3 separate regions of the Homo sapiens genome follow, and regions 1 and 3 are each linked to region 2. A link is a loop called in an ENCODE intact Hi-C map of the cell type or tissue named here. Cell type or tissue: heart right ventricle. All regions are shown on one strand. Links, peaks and the distances in the headings refer to the core of each region. The heading gives the core; the rest is flanking DNA. Region 1 overlaps STAMBP (STAM binding protein). Region 2 overlaps ACTG2 (actin gamma 2, smooth muscle). Region 3 overlaps DGUOK-AS1 (DGUOK antisense RNA 1).

Region 1 (2,500 bases), core at 1-2,500, 84 kb before region 2:
CGATCCTCCCATCTCAGCCTCCCAAAGTGCTAGGATTACAGGTGTGAGCCTCCATGCCCAATCAATATTTAAAGTATAAATTTTGGCAGTTGTGTGGTAAATGGTGGAGCAAGCGTTAAGAGAAGGCAGGGAGAGTAGTTAGGAAATTCTTGCAGGCTGGTGGCTTGAAGTAGTGTGGCAACATGGAAAGAGACAGATGGATTTGGTATTTTGGAGGTCAGGTCCATAGGACTTACTAATCACTTAGGAAAAAAGATACTGCGGAGGTTGATGTCGTGTTTCTGCCTTGAACAACTTAAACGATAGGGTAGTCCATGTATTGAGATGGGAAAAGCCCTCTAAAGAGGGCTGGGTAGCGGGGGAATTTAACCGTTCACGTTTGGGGTTTTTTTGACATGTTAAAATTTGAGATGCCTGTGAGATATCCAAGTAGAGATGTCAAGTGGGAGGTTGAATGTACCAGTCTGAACTCAGAAGACTGAGGTCTGGGCTGGAAATACAGACAAGGGAGTCCTCAGCATACAGATGGTTCTGAAGTCATGAGAATGGCTGAGATTTTCTTTTTCTTTTTTTTTTTCTGCTGTAGAAATTAATTTTATTCTTATTCAGACTATTTTCAAAAGAAGCAGTGGTGCGCTGTTTTTCTAAAAATACGCCTTTAGAGATTTTTATATATGTATATAATAAAATCCATACATGTATTTACATGATTGCTACATACAAAATTACAGCACTGTGGTATGTACACATCTACAGGTACATTCTTTCCACACATCCCTGCTGTGCTTTCCCCGTGTGAAGGAGGGAGACTGAATCAGTTGTGAGCAGCCAAGGGCTGGCCCGTCGTCGGAACCTCCGAATGGGGGCTGGGGTGGAGGAGGTGAGGCGATTGCCGAGGCAGGAGCAGCAGCTGTTGCAGGGCTCTCCTGCAGGCCAGCAGGCAGCATCTGGAGGCTCCCGGCAGCCTCCCCCTCCCCTCCACCCCGTGGTGCCCGCGCTGCCCTCAAGGTGGGGTGGCTGACCACAGACCCCTCTGGTGCCATTCTGTGGCCTAGACTTGCTTGGCTGGGCCAAGAAGTTGTGTATGTGAGGGGTGGAGGAGGGAGCTGTGGGAGGAATAGACCCTGTCCAGCCCCAGCCCTGAGCAGGGGAAAGGGCTGGATGGCTAAAGCCTGCAGATGACTGGTGAGAACACTCCGCTTGGCCCGGCACTGCTAAGGGTCAGAGACTAGAGGCTGGGAGGGAGAGCAGTGGCCGCCGGCTGGGGAACAGGGCCTTCTTCCTCCCTGGGGCTCAGAGGGTGGCCTCAGCTGAGCTTGAGTAAGCCCAGCTCTTAGGCCCTGCGGCCAGAGGCTTGGCCTCCTGCCAGCAGAGGTGCATGCACACTGGGGAGGGGCTGCCATCTCCACTTCAACCCCTGGGCCAGGGGCTGGGGAAGAAATGGAGGCTTAGGCCTGGCCTGCTGCCCTGTAGGACTAGGTCCCCGGGGCTCAGGATTCCTGAGGCATGCAGAGAAGGGCCTGAGAATGCCTGAGATTTTCTAGTGAAGGGGCTCTTAATCTGGGGTCCAGGAACCTCACAGAGATTCATTGATAGAATTCAGGGGATCTGTGAACCGGAATAGGAAAAACTTTTCTTGTTTTTTCTAACCAGTGACTGAAATTTAGCATTTCCTTCCATTTTGAATGTAGGCCTCAAAGTACAGTAGTAGTAATATTTGTAATTTTGTCACCAGTAGAAATCAAGATATTTTCATATTGCATTACAGTTGTTGCTGACATCTCAAAATAGCATCTAAACATCACTACTTCAGAATTACAGTACAGAATTATTAGACCTACAGCTAGATCCCATTATCAAATGCATTGATAAAGAACACATTAGGCCGGGCACAGTGGCTCACGCCTGTAATCCCAGCACTTTGGGAGGCCAAGGCTGGCGGATCACGAGGTCAGGAGATCGAGACCATCCTGGCTAACATGGTGAAACCCCATCTCTACTAAAAATACAAAAAATAAGCCTGGCATGGTGGCAGGTGCCTGTAGTCCCAGCTACTCAGAAGGCTGAGGCAGGAGAATGGCGTGAACCCGGGAGGCGGAGCTTGCAGTGAGCCGAGATCGCGCCACTGCACTCCAGCCTGGGCAACAGAGCGAGACTCCATCTCAAAAAAAAAAAAAAAAAAAAAAAAAAAAGAACACATTAATACAGAAGAATATATCACAATTTTTAAAATTTTTGAAAACTGTTTTTCCATAAAATTGGGGTATTCTTGGTAATCCTTTGTACTTTAAGTTATACCTTAAAAAAATTGTTCTGAAAAGGGTCCATAGGCTTCACCAGATGCCAGAAGGATCCATGGAACATAAAAGATCAAGTATCTTTGTTAATAAGGCTAGGGAATGAGAAGAGAAGGAGCCTAGGACTGAGCCCTGAGGTTAGTTAATGGAGGGAGAGTCAATAGGGGAGACTTTCTTTGAAGGGAGGTTCAAGAGGCAGGAGG
Region 2 (7,188 bases), core at 1,951-4,450:
AGCCTCACTCCCAGATTCTGGTCCAACAAGTCTGAATTGCTCCCCCATCACCTACACTGATAAACAACCACCAGTGATCTGATGCATTTCCCAATTCATGAGCCACAGCTCTGACTTAAACAGTACGTGCCAGCCTTCATGGAGTTTAGGATCTAATTAGTAAACATTATCAATACCAGGACAATCTAAATAAAAGCGGAAGGGAAAGGACACTCTAAGCAGAGGAAATAGAAGGAGCAAATGTGTCCAGGCAGGTGTGTGCTTATATGAGCACCTATCCAAATTGGACAGCAGGATTTGTTATAGGGGAACTGGGGGAGATGAGGCAAGTCTCAAGGACACAGAAGAACAGATTTGGGGTGGGGGTAGGGCTTATATTTAGGACCACCAACCTAAGAGAAGCCAGAGTTTTCTCATGAGAAGTGTCCAACAATAAAATTTGTTACCTTGCTAGTGGCTGTGCATTCCCAGTCCTTGAAATAATCTGTTCAAGGAGCATTTGTGTGACTTTTGTCTGCCTGGATAATAAAATAACTTCTAAAGATCCTTCTTATTCTACAATTCCATGATCTCTGTGATTTAGGGAATATGTAAAGAGATTCTACGGCAACAAAAAAAATCAATTTATTATCTGGTTTGCTCTAGCACTGAATTCTTAGACCCTTCCAAAACTGGAAAACTAGTTGAAGAATCATAGTCCTTCTGGATCCCCTTTGAAGTAGAGTTCAAAGTTGTTTGACCTGACAATCAATTTCTAAAAGCTAAGCCCAGGATTCCTAGTGGAAAGCATGAACAATGTAGATATAAATTTGAGGACTTCTGAGATATAATTGGCTGATGACAGATAGCTCAAAACAGGGTTTGGGTAGACTGGTTTATACTCAGGCATGGAGGAAGCCCAGCCCAACCTGCCCATGCTTCCAAACTCCAGGCAAGAACAGAACAAGGTTCCCCTTATAGATATTTGTATTGGTCAGCTATTGCCAAGTAACAAACAACCGTGGAATCTCAGGGGCACCTAACAATGAGCATTTATTACTCGTGCATCTGCGCATCACCTGGAAGTTAGCTGATCAAGGTCAGGCTTGGCTAAGTAAGTGGCTCTGAATTAACTGCAGGTCCAGCCAGCTCAGGTCAAGTCCATATTTCTCATTAATGGGCCCAGGCTGAAGGGCTAGCTGCTTCCCAGGGGCAGCTCTTCTCATGCACATGGCAGAGCAAGAGAACATGCCCAAGTACACAAGCATATTTCAAGCCCCTGTTTGTGTTATGTCTGCTAATATCCCATTGGTCAAAGCAAACACAATGCCCAGCCTTACAGGGAGCAGTGCACTCTTCCCATGGAAGGAATAAGGGAAGAGGGGGGAAGTGAAGGTTTTGAGCAATAATCTAATCTATCACAATGTTTCTCCTGTTCTTTTCTGACCATGGGGCTCCCCTTTTCTGGGATAAGTAGATTTTTGGACCACCTTGCTTATTCCCTTGGGGACTGATCATGATTCACCACATTTGTTCTTTGCAGATTATTGCTCCCCCAGAGCGGAAGTACTCAGTCTGGATCGGGGGCTCTATCCTGGCCTCTCTCTCCACCTTCCAGCAGATGTGGATCAGCAAGCCTGAGTATGATGAGGCAGGGCCCTCCATTGTCCACAGGAAGTGCTTCTAAAGTCAGAACAGGTTCTCCAAGGATCCCCTCGAGACTACTCTGTTACCAGTCATGAAACATTAAAACCTACAAGCCTTACTTCTCTGTGTGGGGCTCTTTTTTCCTGGGCTATGTCTCATACACAGTGCTAAGGACTTTTCACACATTACTTTTAATCCATGCAATAGTGCTGTAAGGTAGGTGCTATCATTATACCCATATTACAGATGAGGAAATTGAGGCTCAGAGAAGTCAAGGACTTGCGAAGATCACACAGATTCCAGATTAAAATTCAAGTATCTGACTGCAAAGCTAGTGCTCCTTCTACTGTGTCATCTTGTTTTCTTTTCCTTGAATATAAGTAAGAATGAGGCTAGATGACTCTTGGGATGGGGGTAGAAACACAGACTTTCAGTGATGTAAGTCCTTGTGCTCTAGGGCAGTTCACTAGGGAATATGAACGCAGTCGTGACATAGGCTTATGGGATGTGACATGAAGAGTTCACATACAATGTTACTGTCACTCACGTGAAGGAGGGTCACCGTGGGCTTAAGATCTCTATGATCTCTATGAGGTTGTCATTGAGGATTAGGCTGTATTTTTTTTTGTTTTTTTTTTGAGACAGAGTCTCACTCTTGCCCAGGTTGTGGTGCAGTGGTACGATCTTGGCTCACTGCAACCTCTGCCTCCTGGGTTCAAGTGATTCTCCTGCCTCAGCCTCCTGAGTAGCTGGGATTACAGGCATGCGCCACCACGCCTGGCTAATTTTTGTATTTTTAGTAGAGATGGGGTTTCACCATGTTGGCCAGTCTGGTCTTGAACTCCTGACCTCAGGTGATCTGCCCACCTTGGCCTCCCAAAGTGCTGGGATTACAAGTGTGAGCCACCGCGCCTGGCCAGGTTGTATTTTGCCCCAAAATTAATTAAGAAAGGAGTAGCATCGTTAGGAAGGACATTTTCTCTCCCTCCCTCTCCTGTTCCTCCTCCTCCTCCTCCTCCTCCTCCTCCTCCTCCCCTCTTTATCAATTTCCTCCCTACCCACTAGGTTAATTTTGTTTAATTTTACAAGTATTTACTGAATTTTTGGCATCTGGAATTGCCGGGTAAGGCCACAAGGGATTTATGTTTCCAACAAAGATGATTCCTGCCCATTAGGGTCTCACTGCATACAGGCAGAGATAGACACATGCATACAAGACAGTGACACGAAGTGAAACAAGCGCCTAAAAGTACTATGAGAAAATAAGGGATGATAATAATAGCTAACATGTATTCAGGCCAGGTTAAGAGTTTTGCATGGATTTCCTCAATTAATCCTCACCACAACCCTATGAGGCAGGTACTAGCATCATTTCCCATTTTATAGCTAGTTTACTGGTTACTAGGTCACCCAGCTAGTTCACCTTAGAACTAGATCCTCACATTGGGCTGGTGCACCTTTCACCTCCCCACCTAGCAAAGTCCCAGCCTTCGTGCCCCCATCAGATCCCACCTGGTCCATGAAGCTTCCCAGACATACCCATTTGGAGACAGTGGAGTCCAGTGGTTAAGCGCAGACACTTCAATGCCAGACATTCCTTTCACCCTCCCAGCACTTGATCTCTGTGGGTGGGGTGGGATGGAGGAGCGGCTTTCATAAGCCCTTAGGGGATTTCTGTGTGAGGACCAGAAGCAGACCCTGAAATGAGGATTCCCTGCAAACGACTTATTAAAGAAGTGCTCTGAGGACAGCTGGTAAGCAGAGTGCGGGGGAGGGGGGCGCAGAAGAGGAAAGGGGAGGAAATCTGTCAAGGGGGTAATTGCAGATAATGTCCTGGAGAGGGCAGCTTCAGCCTGGCCCCGCCCACTGGGAGCTCTGGAGTCTAAGGTTAGCCTGGTGAAGGACAGGGAGCCAGGCTTTCACAGTCCCACCTGCCAGTGGTTGGTGAGGGCGCTCCCTGGGAGGACTGAAGTCCTAGGCTTTCCACCTGTATCGGCAAAGGCCTCCTCCAAAGAAGAGCTGCAGGCTCTGGTTGCTGGAAGAGAAGGCACAGGAGGAGGCGGGAGCGATCTGAGATGTAGGGCACCGACACTGCGCTATAGAGGGGCATCCGGACCTCCACATGGAGAAGGGCAGGCTGCCCAGACTGTTCCCACAAACCCCCCGCACCCATCTGACCTCCCTTCCCCATCCTTCCACCCCTACTCCAGTCTTACTCTATTTCAAGTTTAAAAAATGCTGACCTAGATTCTTCAATGGATATGGAGTTATCCACTGACAGAGAGAGGGACAGTGGCTTGAGGAAAGTGGAAATCCAACTGGAAGTCTATTAAAGATCGACAAAAGTCAGGTGTGATGGTTCACACCAGTAATCCCAGCTACTTGGGACGCTGGGGTGGGAAGATCCTTTGAGCCTAATTCAAACCAGCCTCTGACAAGCGAGACCCTATCAGAGAGAGAGAGAGAGAAACAATGTCCCAGGCACTGAGGGCCTAAGAAGGCAGCCATTACTTATTATGTGTTATATAATGTCTATTGGGTGGTAACTGTGTGGCAGGTGTGGCAGGTGGATTCTCTCTCTTAATCCTCACCCCCAGGTCACTGGAATCCAGAGCCCACACTGTTAACCACCTTTTGATACGTCTCCCTTTATGATTAGGTGTATCAATACAGTTCATTCAGGGGAGCAGAGCCATTATGGGTATTATGGGAATAAGGGCTTTATTACAGGAATGACACTTTCCCCAAAGACTGAAGGAGCTGGAAAAGTGAAAGTCTGCAAGGAACTGTGGGATACTCCAAGAGGAGTCACAAATGGGTGGAGGACTAGGTGAAACCTATCTGCTGGGCACCTCTGTCTGTCATAGCATCTGACTAGAAGATTTCCACAGAGGAATGGCTGACACTCCCACTCTGCCTTCCAAATCTCACCCCAGGTCCTCTTTTGGCCAACTCTAACTCAGAGCCTTGTTGGTAGGGCGTTCTGGAAGTGTACTTTCCAATTTAACCAAATCGATTTAGCACAATCCAGCACATTATAAAATCTTCAAAGTAGGTGAGATATAGCTGGCTAAAAGTCCAGGCTGCAGAATAAAGTTTGGGCCACATTTTTGTATGTTTATCTCCCTTTTTTAATGGCTGCATGACATTTTAAATAATATTGGTCAGTATTTTATGTATACGGTAGCATTTAGAAACACTGGAAAAATAGTAAATCCTTCAGAGCTGCACTTCAAGGACTAAGCAGAGTGTCTGGCATGCAGTAGATGCTCAGCAAATATTGGATGAATGAATGGATGCTGAATGACTAGAGTTCTTGCAGGACAACATTTTGCCCAGGACAAAATCGCCCAGGGGCAGGAAGTGGCCTCGTTCTCCCAGGTAAGGGGGAGGTAATTCTACTCACCAATATGCCACTACTTTCAGTCTTCTGGCTAGCACCCAAATGGGATGAAAACTCCGTGTTTACTGCTTCGAAGAGGAAATGATCACCACCTCTTTGGGGTGTCTTCTTTCCTCATGAAGATCCCCTTAATTGTACTTCCTCATGTGCAAAAGTGGGGCCCCAACCCTCTTCCTTGGCCACAGCTGATTGAACCATGATTAGATACCTGAACACAGCTGGGCCAATCAGATTCTCCCTTCTGGGAATTTGGAATTGGGACCTAAATAAATAAAAAACATTTAACAAAACAAGCATAGATAACTAAAGGGGGGTAGAAAGATTATTACTAATGAATTAAGATAACTGACAGGCAACTTAGGCAAAAGATATTTTAGTTTCTTACATTACACTCTACATCAAAAAAATTTTGAATGTTTTTAGAGGCTGGGTGCTGTGGCTCATACCTGTAATCCCAGCACTTTGGGAGGCAGAGGTGGGTGGATAACTTGAGGCCAGGAGCTCAAGAGCAGCCAGGCCAACATAGCAAAACCCCGTCTCTACTAAAAATACAAAAAATTAGTCGGGCATGGCACATGCCTGTAATCCCAGCTACTTGGGAGGCTGAAGCATGAGAATCGCTTGAATCTAGGAGATGGAGGTTGCAGTGAGCCAAGATTGCCCCACTGCACTCCAGCCTGGGCAAGAGACTCTGTCTCAACACAAGAAAAGAAAAGAAAAGAAAAGAAAAGAAAAGAAAAGAAAAGAAAAGAAAAGAAAAGAAGCAAACCACAGAGATAAAATATTCACAAAGGACTCATCCAGAATATTTGAAGAATAAGACAAGCAAAAGACAACCAATAGAAAAATGGACATAAGACTTCAACAGAGGATACTGAAATGACCAATAAACATACAAAAAGATGTTTGACTTCATTAATCAGCAGGAAAATGCAAATTAAAACCACAATAAGTTATAATTACACACAGCAAAATGGATAAAATTTAAAAAGCTGACAATATCAACTGTTGGTAAGAATGTGGGAAAACCAGAACTCTCTCTCACTGATGATGGCAATGTCAACTAGAACAAACACTGTGGAACTATCTACTATTTGGGAATATCTATCAAAGCTGAGCATATATATGTAACTTATTACACAGCAGTTCCAGTCTTACTTATACACCCAAGAGAAATGCATACTTCTTTTTACCAAAAGACATGTACAAGAATATTTACCGCAACACTATTCATTATGGCTCAAATCTAGAAACTTCCGAGTACATTGTGGTATAGTGACATTGTGGAATACTATACAGCAATGAGAATGAGTGAACTACAACTAATACATTCAACCTGGATGAATCTCACAGATATGTTAAATAAAAGAAGTATTTACTATATAATTCCATTTATATAAAGAAAACGCAAAACTAATCTCTACTGTTGAAGTCAGGCTAATGGTTATCTTTGAGGGATAGTAACTGGCAACGAATATGGGGGATTCTGGAGATGCGGATAATGCTGTTTCTTGATCTGAATCCAGGTAACAGTCATTCCATTTGTGAAAACTTCATTGAACTGTACACTTACAACACATCCTCTTTTCCTCACTGCACAACACATCCTCTTTTCCTCACTACATACTATGCTTTACCATAATTTTTTTTTTTTTTTTTTTTTGAGACGGAGTCTCGCTCTGTCGCCCAGGCTGGAGCACAGTGGCGCGATCTCGGCTCACTGCAAGCTCCGCCTCCCCGGTTCAGGCCATTCTCCTGCCTCAGCCTCCTGAGTAGCTGGGACTACAGGAGCCCACCACCACACTCCGCTTTTTTTTTTTTCTCTCTCTTTAGTAGAGACAGGGTTTCACCATGTTAGCCAGGATGGTCTTGATCTCCTGACCTCGTGATCCGCCCTCGTCAGCCTCCCAAAGTGCTGGGATTACAGGCGTGAGCCACCGCGCCAGGCCACTTCACCATAAAATTTTTAAAAATAATTTTTAGGAGCTCTGTTACTGGTGGAGGGTGCCCAGGTTCTTGACATTTTGAACAAAGAATTGGACAAAACGTACAAAGCAAGGAAACAATGAAGCAACAAAAGCACAGATTTATTGTACATCAAAGAACACTCCTTGCGGTAGGAAGGGCCCAAGCAAGCAGCAATTACAGAATTTTCTGGG
Region 3 (7,188 bases), core at 2,311-4,810, 50 kb after region 2:
CAAGAGCAAAACTCTGTCAAAAAAAAAAAAAAAAAAAAAAGGAAGGAAGGAAGGAAAGAAAAGGGCCCATGTGCATGTCTTTAAGATCAGCTATGCAAAAGGCAACATAGGAAAGGTTATATCCTACTGTGAAGCTGGGAGTATTCCCCAAGGCAAGAAAGGTTTCTGGGAGAAGACCCTGTATTATTCTCTTATCCAATACTAACCAGGCCCGACCCTGCTTAACTTCCAAGATCAGATGAGATCAGGTGCATTCAGGGTGGCATGACAGTAGATCCTGTATTCTCTATATCAGCAGTGACCCCATCATCCTTCCAGCCACCCAGCTAGAAAACTAGGATCCTCTGACTCCTCTCTGTCACTCATCTCCAGCAGCCAGGCAAATGTCTGGTGCTACCAATTTCCCGCTAACATTTCTCAGATCTGCCTGCTCTCCTACCTCCACTCCTAACCCAGCCCTCCCACCCAGGCTCTCTGCCTCTTGCTATGGCCTCCCCAAATCCCTACTCCACAGAGGAGCCAGAGGGCCTTGAACGCCACCAGGTGCCTCCAGAATGTGCCTTTGGCCCCCCGGGGGCCCTGAGCAAGCACACATCCTTCCAAACCCTCCTCTGCTTGTGTTTACATTAAACTCATGGTTGCCCTACCCCCCCACACACACACACTCTCATTGCTTTTGCTCATGCTGTGCGCTCTCCCTGGAGTGCCCTTCACCTCTAAGCCCCTCGGCATCCCCAATTGCCATCTTCAGGAAGCTTCTGCTGACTCTACCCTGGCTGTGTCAGGCACCTCCCTTCGAGCTCCTGTCAAATGCCTTTTGCATTTATCTGTTTTTCTTACACATAGTATTAAAATCATCTCTCTCTGTCTTTTTTTTTTTTTTTTTTTTTTTTTTGAGACGGCATCTCACTCATCGCCCAGGCTGGAGTGGTGAAGTGGTGTGATCTCGACTTAGTACAACCTCCACCCCCTGGGTTCAAGTGATTCTTCTGCCTTAGCTTCCAGAGTAGCTGGGATTACAGGTGCCCGCCACCATGCCCGCCTAATTTTTGTATTTTTAGTAGAGATGGGGTTTTGCCATGTTGGCCAGGCTGGTCTCAAACTCCTGACCTCAGGTGATCCACTCGCCTCAGCCTCCCAAAGTGCTAGGATTACAGGTGTGAGCCACCATGCCTGGTCTAAAATCATCTCTTTGTCTCTTTATTAGAGCATGGCTTATGTCTTATCCCACTTTGTATCTCCAGTGCCTGGCACATGGGAGTGGGTAATTCAATAGATACTGGACAAATGGAAAGCAGGAAGAAAGAAGAAAAAGGGACGCAGGCTGAGCCTGAGAAAGACCCCTTGCACTAAGCAATGAAACACCTCCCACACCCTTACCCCTCCATGCTGCGAGCAACATACTTGCTAACATACTTAGCTACGTACTCGCTAAGACCCAGGCCAGCTGCAGGTGGGCTCTGAGCAGCCTCTCTGACTCTGGACTAGATTACGTGACTGTAAGATCCTTAGAACGGATGGTAGAAATAGATGATGATGATGAGCCCTTTGATTCTGCCCTCAGAGCCACCCCCTCCCCCATGATCCTGGAGGCCACTTTGAATCATGAAGTGCCTCATAAAGAGAGAATTGCAAAAGACAGAAGAAGCCTCAGGCCCTGACTTCACAGAACTGCAACTTTAGCCCTGGACTCTCTCCTCAGACTTCTACATGAGAAAGCTGTAAACTACTTTTGTTTTGTTTTTTTTGAGACAGAACCTTGCTCTGTCACCGAGGCTGGAGTGCAGTGGTGCAATCTCAGCTCACTGCAACCTACACCTCCTGGTTTCAAGCTATTCTACTGCCTCAGCCTCCCGAGTAGCTGGGATTACAGGCATGTGCCACCACCATGCCTGGCCAGAAAGCTATAAACTTTGAAGCCACTGTTTAGGATTTTATCATTGTATACAATTGTGCTAATATATCCTGTGGCTCTGAGCTTGTTGCAACATTCTCTCTTGCCTAATTTGGGGCCCTGCTTGCAGTGCAGGTGTGTGCCCCATGGCTTACGACTGGGGACCCCGGACAAACGTTACCTGGTACTGGACAGCCTCTGCAGTGATAGATAGTTCCCTGGCCACCAGCGCTGGCACATGGGAGGAATCAGAGAAGGGGATTGGGAGAAACTGTATCACCCTGGGCAAGTCACTGAACATCTCTATATTTTAGGTCCCTTGCTTTGAAAGCAAGGAAGACCATCTTTAAGGTCCTGACAGTCTCCTGCTTAAAATATCCACCTTATGAATGAATAAGCAGCATGGAGTACATGGAGGACTTGGGTTTAGACATCACACAAATCTGGTTCCAAATCCTGGCTGGGCCACTCACCAGCAGCGCAACTTGGACAACTTGCCTCTCTGAGCTTCTGTTTTCCTTAAATCTGAAAATGAAACTAATTTTGCAACTATTTTTCAAGTGGTACCAAGAATTAGAAATATTGTAGACAAACTTCTGGGCAGAGTAGCCACTCAGTAAATGGAACTGGTAGGTGCATGTGAGTGGAGAGAAAGAAAGAGCTGGTGAGTGCTTCACAAAGTACAGCTGAGCTGAGCCTTGAAGGGTGAGGTGAGGACCATTCGGGCAGGTAGGGTGGGAAGGACGGTCCAAGCAGGGGAGCAGCATGGGCAAAGGAAGGAACACACAGGATGTGATGGTGAAGGGTGGGGTGCGTCGAGGTCCTTGTGGGATCAGACCTCATGCCCCTAAGCGTGATACCACTGTGGACCAAAATGAGTGCTGCTTCCAGCTAAGGAGCTTCCTGGATTACATGGCATTCTAGCTGGGCATTAAGTGAAGTAGGATTTTTAGAGCAAGACTGGGTTGAGGGTGATTTGGAGTAAACACCATAAGCAAAGGCAGGGAGCTAAGAAAAGAGCCTGTGAGGGGGTGGGGTTGGGCAGGGAGACCGCAAGGCTAGAGTAGAGGGCAATAGCAGGCAAGAAATGCTCAAATGTTTTAAATAGAGTGCTTGGCAAAGACAAGCCAGGCCAGCCAAGCCTCCATTGCTCACACTGTTGTCTTATCTGTTTCTTTCAGCATTTCTACGTAGGCTGTATCTTTGAGGCCAGAGCCCAAATGCCCGGGTCTGGAAGGAGTCTCTGAGGTCCCTTGGGAGACCCAGCAAAGGGGACCGGTGTGGGACTTCTGCTCAGAAGGTGGAGGGCTGGGAGAGCAGGCAGGCATTCACTCTGCTTCCTTCCTGCCTGGTGGCTGGCTGCATGCCCTGAACTTGACCTCAGATGACCTGCGTGTTCCCTTCAGTTTCAGTGCCAGCAGCAGTGAGCTTCATCTTTGGCTTTTTTTCTCCTTCAGAGCAGAGACTTTCTCTCTGCTCAAACTGGGTTTTTTTTGTGGTGGTGGTGGTTGTTGTTGGCTTTTTTTTTTTTGAGATGGAGTCTCGCTTTCTCACCCAGGCTGGAGTGCAGTGGTGCGATCTCAGCTCACTGCAATCTCCTCCTCCCAGGTTCAAGTGATTCTCCCACCTCAGCCTCCAGAGTAGCTGGGATTACAGGCATGCGCCACAACACCCGGCTAATTTTGTAGTTTTAGTAGAGACAGGGTTTCACCACGTCGGTCAGGCTGGTCTCATACTCCTGACCTTAAGCAATCCACCCGCCTCGGCCTCCCAAAGTGCTGGGATTACAGGTGTGAGCCACGGAGCCCGGCCTCAAACTGGTTTTTGCAGCACCAAAAATCTCCCCAGTACTTGGGCAGACCTTGCCGGTGGGGTGTCTACTGTTGTCTGCCTTTTTTCAGTTTAGAATGATGATTTTAATGGTGCTAGATCATTGTATAGGTACGTAAATAAAGACTAAGGGTGTGTTTGTACAGATGGGAGTGTGTAAGACACGTTTTTCCCAAGCAGACACAGCTAGTTAGCAGCAGAGCTGGAATAGCCCGGGTGTCCTGACACTCAAGCCAGTGCTTGCTGCCCTGCCTATGAGCTGCTTAACTCTGTACACCTCAAATGTCAGCATCTTGAAATCATTGTGTGAAAAAGTGAGTTGGGTTTCAGGCATTGTCCTTGTTAACCCACCACATGCTCAGATGTTCTGTGGTTTGGGTTGGCATGCAAAATAATTCCAAAAATGCCTGGATTTGTCCAATGTCACTGATTAGTGCTTGCTTTAGAAGACTAAGTCCAGCATTAGCCTCAGTAAGGTACAAGGAACTACCACAGTTTCTCCTTGATCAAATGCATAAGGTATAGATGTAGAATACTTATAAAGGAAAGGGACTGACTTCTAATCAACATACAGGCTAAAAATTATTATTGCCAAATAGGCTGGCGTTGCTCAAAAACCTCTTCGGAGTTGCCTTTGGAGCCAGTTTATGGGTCCCAGTAGAGCCAGGCTCTGTTCATCATTCAACAAGAACACACTGAGTGTCTGTATGTCAGGCACAGAGTACAGTGAGTAGCAAGACAGATACACATGTACCTTACAAGTGACCTTTCTACTTAAAAAATAAAATGTCTTACCTAGGTTAGACTACCACCTTAATCACCAGGTTTGGTTCTGAAAGATATTTTTGGCTGCTTTCTAAAATTAAGCTCTTCTTCAGAGGATGGAGAATAAATTCACTGATTGAAAATACTCAGAAAAAAGAGATGTAGCTTAGATAAAGGCAATCTCAAACGAGGAATTCCCAAGACATTTTAAGCTATGGTAATACAACCTCACAAGGAAACAATTTAGATAAGAATATTTATTTGGAAGTAGACATTCTGGTGTGTTTGTTAAAAGTGCAAAGGCACATTGTCAGGAGAACAAGGTTTTGACTCCTGGAGACCAGCCACTTTTCAAAGCAGGAACGACCAAATGATCTGAACCAACCCAGATCTATTGGCTGCTGTCCCCTGCTCATGAGCCCTCTGGCTAGGACTGCCCCAGGCATCCACGTTTGAGAGCACCTGCCTAAAAGATCTGCAAATCAAATCAAATTATAGGATGGACAGTTTTGAAACAAACCTGCTTATTTGCATCTGCCCCAGTGTTGTCAAGGATATTCCACTGATCAAAAGTCATTGCTATAGTCTGAATTTCCAGGTTCTAACAAGAGTACATTTGTATATGCTTTCTATTTCACACACTACTTCCTCATTTATCCTCTCCTCGAAGCCACAACTCTTGTGGTAGACATTAAATATTCTCATTTTACAGATAGACACACAAAGATTCACTTAAATTATGTGCCTAAAGGACCACTTACTAGGCTTGAAACCAGGTCTTGCCGTTCCTCCTGCAGCAGCTCCTCCAACAGGCCACAGGATCCTAAACTCCAAAACTCCTGATCACTCCTGCAAGCAGTTGTTCCCAGCCTGGCTTCACATTGGAGTCCCCACGCCTCGGGGCATGACCTGACATTGCCAAAGACCCCATGGGGTGGGCACCAGGTCCATACGACCAGAATCTCTGGAAGTGGGGCCTTGGCATTGGTATTCCTCAAGTTCTCCAAGTGATTCCTCTGTGAAAAGTCTTGGTCATTCTATTAGAGAATTATCAGAATTTGCTTCCTTCTCTCTCAAAGACCTACTTAAAGGCATTGATGGTCCACTTGTCTTCTTTTTCAAACATAATTCTCTATTTTTCAATGATAGGAATGCTACTACCTCTTTGTTGTAGAAATTTTAGGGAAAACAGGTATTAAGAAAAAAACAAAAATAATCCAGAGACCCAATGTTTATATTTTGATATATTTGCTTCCAATCCTCGTGTATATTTTATGTAATTTTTTTGAGACAGTATTTTGCTCTGTCACCCAGGCTGGAATGCAATGGCACAATCATGGCTCACTGTAGCCTCAATTTCCTGAGCTCAAAAAATCCTCTCATCTCAGCCTCCAGAGCAGCTGGGACCACAGGCACACCCACCATGTCCAGCTAATTTTTTTTTCTTTTTCTTTTTCTTTTTTTTTTCTTGTAGAGATGGGGTCTCCCTATGTCACCCAGACTGGTCTCAAACTCCTGGGCTTGAGTGATCCTCATGCCTTGACCTCCCAAAGTGTGGCAATTACAGGTGTGAGCCATGGACCTGGCCTTAATCATTCTTTAATGTGAACATTTAAGTTTATTTTAATTTAATTTTTTTTGCTGTTATAAGTCCTCCAAGAAGATCCTTGTACTTAGATCCTTATAGTCTTTGCAAAACTGAGTATTTCTATTTTGTGATCTGCCAGTTTGCTATAGTTATTAATTAATAAAGTTTTTATTTTATTTTATTTTATTTTTCAGATGGAATCTTGCTCTGTGGCCCAGGCTGGAGTGCAGTGGCACAATCTTGGCTCACTGCAACCTCCACCTCTCAGGCTCAGGCAGTTCTCCAGCCTCAGCCTCCCGAGTAACTGGAATTACAGGGGAACACCACCATGCCTGGCTAATTTTTGTATTTTTCTTTAGTAGAGACAGGGTTTCGTTTAACCATGTTGGCCAGGCTGGTCGCGAATTCCTGACCTCAGGTGATCTGCCCACGTCGGCCTCCCAAAGTTCTGGGATTACAGGCTTGAGCCACCATGCCGGGCCTGGACATTTTATGTCTTTATTGGCCATTTGCATTCCTTCTTTTGTGAATGTTCACATCCTTTGCCTTTTTGTTCCCTTTTGAGTGTCCATCTTTTCTTACCTACTAAGTATATAACACCTTTCCTGTTCATTTGTTTTGTAAATATTTTTCCTCAGTTTATCATTTAATTTGGTTTGTTGACATACAAAAGGATTTATTGATTTTATGCTTAGAAATGTTCCTTGATGAGGTAAATTGTTACCAACATTTTCTTCTACAAGTCTCAATAAATAAATGCCTGGTTATATAGAAGCAGTTTATCTGGCTACATGGGATTTTATTGTTCCGGACTAAGAAACTGTCCATCTCCTGGCCGGGCGCAGTGGCTCACGCCTGTAATCCCAGCACTTTGGGAGGCCGAGGAGGGTGGATCACGAGGTCAGGAGATCGAGACCATCCTGGCTAACACGGTGAAACCCCGTCTCTGCTAAAAATACAAAAGAATTAGCCGGATGTGGTGGCGGGCGCCTGTAGTCCCAACTACTCAGGAGGCTGAGGCAGGAGAATGGCGTGAACCCAGAAGGCGGAGCTTGCAGTGAGCCGAGACTGCGCCACTGCCCTCCAGCCTGGGCAACAGAGCGAGACTCCG

What was found. Hi-C counts contacts between places; a loop is a spot of excess contacts. Peaks named below come from ENCODE experiments on the same cell type or tissue, not always from the same donor. Only the 100,000 strongest peaks of a DNase experiment are listed, where the experiment ranks them.
Region 1: a loop joins it to region 2, with 2.1 times the contacts of the local background. A loop is called at or near these places in 33 of 110 quality-filtered maps.
Region 3: it touches region 2 in a loop (1.9-fold over the local background); 68 of 110 quality-filtered maps call a loop at or near these places.

The regions. Positions count from the first base shown.
Region 1 is chr2:73,835,421-73,837,920 of GRCh38, forward strand. The region is part of intron 2 of STAMBP (STAM binding protein); the gene reads left to right. All of the region lies in intron 2 of LOC112268419 (a long non-coding RNA gene), which reads right to left. Among named protein-coding and RNA genes, the nearest start is that of STAMBP, 7.7 kb to the left of the region's middle. In heart right ventricle, for the core only: no CTCF peak of the experiment used is centred there; a DNase peak (open chromatin) is centred at 1,310.
Region 2 is chr2:73,917,910-73,925,097 of GRCh38, forward strand. It overlaps ACTG2 (actin gamma 2, smooth muscle), which reads left to right. Exons shown (of 9, transcript NM_001615.4): 9 at 1,523-1,956. The coding sequence ends at 1,666. Among named protein-coding and RNA genes, the nearest start is that of DGUOK, 5.4 kb to the right of the region's middle. In heart right ventricle, for the core only: a CTCF peak has its summit at 3,465 (motif pointing right); no DNase peak of the experiment used is centred there; H3K27me3 peaks cover 1,397 bases.
Region 3 is chr2:73,967,931-73,975,118 of GRCh38, forward strand. The region is part of intron 1 of DGUOK-AS1 (DGUOK antisense RNA 1); the gene reads right to left. It also overlaps the pseudogene RNA5SP97. Among named protein-coding and RNA genes, the nearest start is that of DGUOK-AS1, 9.9 kb to the right of the region's middle. RefSeq lists an enhancer at 3,112-3,281. In heart right ventricle, for the core only: no CTCF peak of the experiment used is centred there; a DNase peak (open chromatin) is centred at 3,261; H3K4me3 peaks cover 743 bases; H3K27ac peaks cover 1,210 bases.